Regions from separate parts of the Homo sapiens genome. Here region 2 is linked to region 1. Evidence: chromatin loops called from intact Hi-C (ENCODE). Cell type or tissue: right lobe of liver. All regions are shown on one strand. Each heading gives the region's core, and the rest is flanking DNA. Links, peaks and the distances in the headings are about the cores only. Region 1 holds the start of LINC02747 (long intergenic non-protein coding RNA 2747). Region 2 has its middle 16 kb from the start of CCND1.

The links. Hi-C counts contacts between places; a loop is a spot of excess contacts. Peaks named below come from ENCODE experiments on the same cell type or tissue, not always from the same donor. Only the 100,000 strongest peaks of a DNase experiment are listed, where the experiment ranks them.
Region 2: a loop joins it to region 1, with 2.1 times the contacts of the local background. A loop is called at or near these places in 5 of 110 quality-filtered maps.

The regions. Positions count from the first base shown.
Region 1 is chr11:69,479,184-69,482,089 of GRCh38, reverse strand. LINC02747 (long intergenic non-protein coding RNA 2747) reads left to right here and starts at 2,133. Exons shown (of 2, transcript NR_184307.2): 1 at 2,133-2,394. It overlaps LINC01488 (long intergenic non-protein coding RNA 1488), which reads right to left and starts at 427. Exons shown (of 4, transcript NR_185875.1): 1 at 307-427. RefSeq lists an enhancer at 627-1,593. In right lobe of liver, for the core only: no CTCF peak of the experiment used is centred there; DNase peaks (open chromatin) are centred at 1,349 and 1,949; H3K27ac peaks cover 1,816 bases.
Region 2 is chr11:69,623,765-69,626,670 of GRCh38, reverse strand. No RefSeq gene overlaps it. Among named protein-coding and RNA genes, the nearest start is that of CCND1, 16 kb to the left of the region's middle. In right lobe of liver, for the core only: no CTCF peak of the experiment used is centred there; no DNase peak of the experiment used is centred there.

The DNA.
Region 1 (2,906 bases), core at 296-2,795:
TATGCAGTCTCAGGTATGTCTTTGTTAGCAGCATGAGAATAGACTAATACACCACTCACTCATCCATCCATCCATCCATCCATCTGTCCGTCCATCCACTCATCCATCCATCCACCCATTCAATCATCCATCCATCCATCTACTCATCTATCCATCCATCCACTCATCCAACCATCCACTCATCCATCCATCCACCCATTCAATCATCCACCCGTCCATCTACTCATCCATCCATCCATCCATCCATTCACCCACCTCCCTCCCTATTTAAAGGGCTTACGATCTCAAAGCTGTTAGAGACCTTACTTGCTGGATGGAGCCTGGTCTAGCCCTTCCTCTGTAGGGATCTCCTGCAGGTGTCCTCAGGGCAGGTGTCCTCTCTGTGAGCCACTCTGTTTGCAGATGCTCAGGCTGCCCTCTGCCCCACAGAGCTCTTCCCTCTTGCCTTGGGGTGTTCGTTGGGCTTGGCTCCTCCCCATGGGATGGCACTTGTCACAGGGAAGGAGCTCCAGTGTCTATGGCTGCCCCCAGCCTCCGCATTCCCAGAGGGCTGCATGGGCCTCTATGTGAGGACCTGATTCAGGGAAGGTCTTTTGCCACAGTGAGCTGCATCAGCCTGGACTGTCAGAGAAGCCCTGTTGGAGTGACTGCTGGGTTCGAGGGGGTGAGTGGGAGGTCTGGCTCCTTTTGCCTGGGAGACCTGAAGTTGGCTGGACTCTGGACCTTTCAGGGCCCCTGCCACTTGCCCAGAGTGTATCTGAGGTCCCAGGGTGTGGCCTGAGAGATTCTGGTGGGGACCCCTGAACTGAGTGAGGGCAGCCATCACAAGCCCCATTCTAATGGTGGCAGAGTATGGACTCTGATGTGTGGACCGCTAGATCGGCTGAGTGGCACAGCCTCCTGGTGCCTCCTCATGTGTCAAGTGGGGATCTAGTAACACTGGCTGCCCCAGTGGCTGCTCTGACGGAAGGAGGGAAGCTGGTCCTGGGCTTGTAGCTGTGCTTGGTGTAAACATGCTGTCTGCAGCATTGCCAGCACAGCCCCACCTCAGCCCCATGCCCAGCACACTGTAGGTGCCTGGCACCTGTTACACAGTTGCTAGCGGGCTGTGCACTCAGGCCTGGCTCTGTCCCTGGGCTAGGTGGTGCTGGGGTGATCCAAGGGTTCCTTGGGAATCCTGAGGATTCCAGGGAACCTTGGGAATCGAAGAGGCCTGTGCTACCTCACACTGTCCTCCTCACACGGCGTTGTCTGCAGGCCCTTGGCAACTCCTGACCTCTCCGAAACTCTTCCACATGATGAGGTCAGCAGGGACCCTGCCGGCATTCCATCCAAGCTACTGATCCCGCCCAGTGCCGGCTCAGTGCCAGAGTCCTCACTGTGGTGACCTGAACACTTTGTTTCACGATTCATAGCAGGGAAGAGGAGTTGAGTCCGGATGATGATGTCTGCAGACATTTCCTAACTGTTTCACAGAGAAGAGGGTTGAGGAGTGCAGACTCTGCCTCAGCTCCATCCTGAGGGTGGGACTATCAGGTGAAGGGAAGCTCTCAGAGGACTTCTCAATTTCCCAAGACTCAGAGAAGAGGATACAAAGGGTCTGAGAGCCCTCCAGCCCTGTCTGAGCAATTTTTTTTCCAGCATGCCAAGGGGACGACAACATTGACTCTGGTCAGGGTTCTGGGTGCCCGTGACGTCTGCAGCCGCACACCCAGGGGCCCCCAGCTCCTCTCCACGCCAGCACAGACTCCTGGGAACTCTCCCTGGGAAGCTGACGGGGTCCTGGGATGTGCTCAGGGTCAGGCCTGCAGAAGGGCCCTAGCCAGTGTTGGGAACCGGCTGCTGGCTCCGGCCTGGGCTCACTGTGTGGCCCAGGCTCGCCATGTCACCCTGCCTTCCCCTGGGAGAGAGGAGGCCAAGGCAGCCAGGGAACGCCTCTTTGTCTTGGTGCCCAGGGCTGTCAGATAAAGCCGTTGAGCCAGCCGCAACTGGGGCATCCAGACTGCTTTTCCAGCCACGCCAGGCCTCGCCCCACTGTCCCGTTTGCCCAAAGGGGGCTGATGAGTTTAGTAATGTTTACTGAGCACCCGCCCGCCTTGTGGAGCTGACAGCCAGGGAGACGAGTCGGCTGCAGACTTTGCCCTCACAGGCAAGACAGCCACACCTTGAACTCTGACTCAAGGAAGAGAGTGGGCAGCTCACCAGAGAGGCCAGAGGAGGCGGCAGGAAGGTGGGGTCTCTCCAGCCAGGGGCTTCCTGAAAGAGCTGCCTTCTGAGCAGGCCCCCCAGGCTAGGAAGATGTGCACCTGCCGAGCTGGGCAGGAGAGGGTGGCCCAGTGGAGGACCCAGCATGGGCAGAGGTTTGGAGGTGGCAGGTCCTGAGGGAAGCGGAAGGTGAGTGTGCGTTCTGGGGAAGATAAGGCTGCGTGCAGAGGCCGAGAGTGCAAGCCAAGAGGCTGGAGGCTGTGACCCTCAGGCTCCAGGCAGCCAGGCAAGGAGGAGAGGAGAAGATGCCACACTAGAGAAGCTGGCCCACTCCACCCCTTTGTCTTCTCCTCACCTGCAGCACCCTTCTCTCATCCCAAATGTGCACAACAGGGCGTTTTTCTGCTCATGAGAATAATACCTGTTGATTGCAAAAGCAATCAGAAAACAGAGAAGAGTTAGGGCACCGCAGGCAACCTCAGCAGAGACCATCAGAGCTCACATGCTGACACTGAGATGTGGTTCCTTCTGGTCTTTTTTATGTTCTTCCACATATATACCACCCACTTGTTTTTTCTTTTCTCTCTCTCTCCTCTCTCTCTCTCTCTTTTTTTTTTTTTTTTTTTTTTTGAGACAGAGTCTCACTTTGTCACCCAGGCTGGAGGGCAGTGGCGCGATCTTGGCTCACTGCAACCTCCGCC
Region 2 (2,906 bases), core at 291-2,790, 140 kb before region 1:
TTTTGTGTTTTTAGTAGAGATAGGGTTTCACCAGGTTGGCCAGGCTGGTCTCGAACTCCTGACCTCAGGTGATCCACCTGCCTTGGCCTCCCAAAGTGCTGGGATTACAGGCATGAGCCACCGCACCCGGCTATCTTCTAGTTCTAAATGCACCCTGCTATTGAGTTTCATATTTGCTAGATATCAGTGTTTGATATTATCCATGCCCTAGACCAGGGGTGTCCCATTCTTTGGCTTCCCTGGGCCTCTTTGGAAGAAGAATTGTCTTGGGTCACATATAAAATGCACTAACATTAACATAGCTGATAAGCTAAAAAAATCCCCCCAAAATCTCATAGTGTTTGAAGAAAGTTTACGAATTTGTGTTGGGTCACATTCAAAGCCATCCTGGGCCGCATGAGGCCTGTGGGCCGTGGGTTGGACAGGCTTGCCCTAGACTATAAATGTTTTGAGGCAGGAGGGAAACCACGTGTGTCCTGGGGTACTGTCCACTGTAGGAGCTTTGCACAGATGTGTTGGACCAAGGAATGAAGGAATGAATGGACAGAAGTGTTTAAAAACATGTTTTGGGCTTGAAGAGTGATGGCCATTCCAGGTAGGGTGATGGCCCCAAGAAACCTTCCTGAGTACCAGGGTCATTTGAATGTTACCAGGAACACATGGGTTCTTTTTGGCTAATGACTGCTTTTGTGCATTTTTCTGGATTCCTAAATCACCGAGATCAGAAGGCTACTGAGAAGACAAACTCTGTGTGTGTGTGTCTGTGTGTGTGCACGTGTGTGTGTGTGTGAGAGAGAGAGAGAGAGAAATGTGGAAAATCAGGAGGGGTGGGGTGGAAGCAGGATAGCGTGAGGGAGGGAGGGATGGAGTAGTGGGGTGGGGTAGGGGAGGGATAAATAATATCCACAGCCGAGGCTTCCTACCCCCTCTCTGCTCCTGCAGGGTACACCTGGGCTCGCATTCAGCACAGTGTCTTTGCGAGCGTATGCTACACGTTGGTGTCCGTGGAGTCTTTGAGGCTCTGATTTTATACGATATTTCTTTGGTTCAACTCCTCCCAACCCGTTGTGACCAATATGGGCTGAATTCCTGCTGCCCCTCCATTTGGCTGGGAGGAGACTGGAAACTTTGAAACAGAAATGCGTCCTAGGAAATTGAAGGCAACCAAACCAACAGAATGTAAGAATGAATAAGACATGAAGGAGTTTATACAGCGCAAATTCCTTGTCCTAACTTTAAGATCGAAGCAGGGGTCAGTTAGCTGAGCTGATACCATTGATGGGAAACCAAGCTCCAGCTTCTTCCTCTTTCTAAAGGTTAGCAAAGATACACAAACATCCAGCACTAAATATACTTTCCGGTTTGACTTCGGGCATGTGATTCTTGATAGCATCTCTGGGCTAGATGATAATGGAGTTCGGTGGGTTTTCCCAATTAAACAGGGACCATTGAGCAGTGGCCGCCAAGGAAATGGGTCTCTAGTGACAAGCCACAGGGCTCTCTGTTACTGTTCAACTCTCTGCTCAGTGACTTAAGTAAGAAGTCTACAAAGCCTGCTTATCTAACTGTCAAACAAGAGAGAACTTACACTCAAAGGACTGTTACTAAATGCAGATGAATTGGATAAACTTTCCTCGGCTGGCAAAAATCCAGGTTGTTTCAGAGATTTTACTTATACCAATAACATCTTAATACAAAATGCCTTTCTCGGCTGGGCATGGTGGCTCACGCCTATAATCCCGGCACTTTGGGAGACCAAGGTGGGTGGATCACGAGGTCAGGAGATGGAGACCATCCTGGCCAACATGATGAAACCCCGTCTCTACTAAAATACAAAAAATAAAAATAAATTAGCCTGGCGTAGTGGTGCACGCCTGTAATCCCAGCTACTCGGGAGGCTGAGGCAGGGGAATCGCTTGAACCCGGGTGGCAGAGGTTGCAGTGAGCTGAGATCATGCCACTGCACTCCAGCCTGGCGACAGAGCGAGACTCAGTCTCAAAAACAAACAAACAAAACCCCAAATACTTTTCTTATTCTCAGTCTGATTGCCAGCAGCCTAATGCTCTGTGAGCTGTTAATAAAGTTACCATGACAAAGATTCTGGGGTCAAATTAATTGAGTAAATGGTACATAGTTTTGGAGATCCACAATGCACATTAGCAGGTAAAAGGCACTGACAAGTCCTGAAATATAGAAATATCTGTGTTTGCAATCACAATACTCTTTCTATATAATATCTATCAACATCCTTTGGAAGTATTCCAGAAATATTACTTGGAAGATGCTGCCCAGAACATATTTTCCAAAGTGATACAAAAAGGTATAAATAGTTTGTCTTTTTTTTTCCTCAAGAGCCAAGAAGGGCTGTCAGAATATTCTCGAGAAACAAAACCAAATTATAGCAGGCACCTCAAACAATGTGGAAACCTGTTTCCCTTTAGTCCTCACAACACAGGTTTTGCTTCCTTCAGCTGGTTCGCAGGTGTCTAACGATTTTCGTATTGTTTTGAGTTGTATTTTCTTGAATTGCTAGTGACGCTCTGCATTTTTTTCATGGGATGCTTTGTTGTCCAAATTTTTCCTGGTGTATAAATTGCATTTTTTTCTTCTCTGATCACTCATTAACTTGAAACTGGATCTTGAGCTTGCATATTTCACAGCAATACTTCATATATCTGGACAGTTACCTTTTTACTTACATTTATTACACATTTTCCAATGCTGTTGTTCTAATTGTGTTTTATTGTGCCTATGATTCTGTAAGGAGTTCACAACTTTTCTTTTCTTTTTTTTTTTTTTGAGACAGAGTCTTGCTCTGTCACCCCAGGCTGGAGTGCAGTGGCCCGGTCTCGGCTCACTGCAACCTCCGCCTCCTGGTTTCAAGCGATTCTCCTGCTTCAGCCTC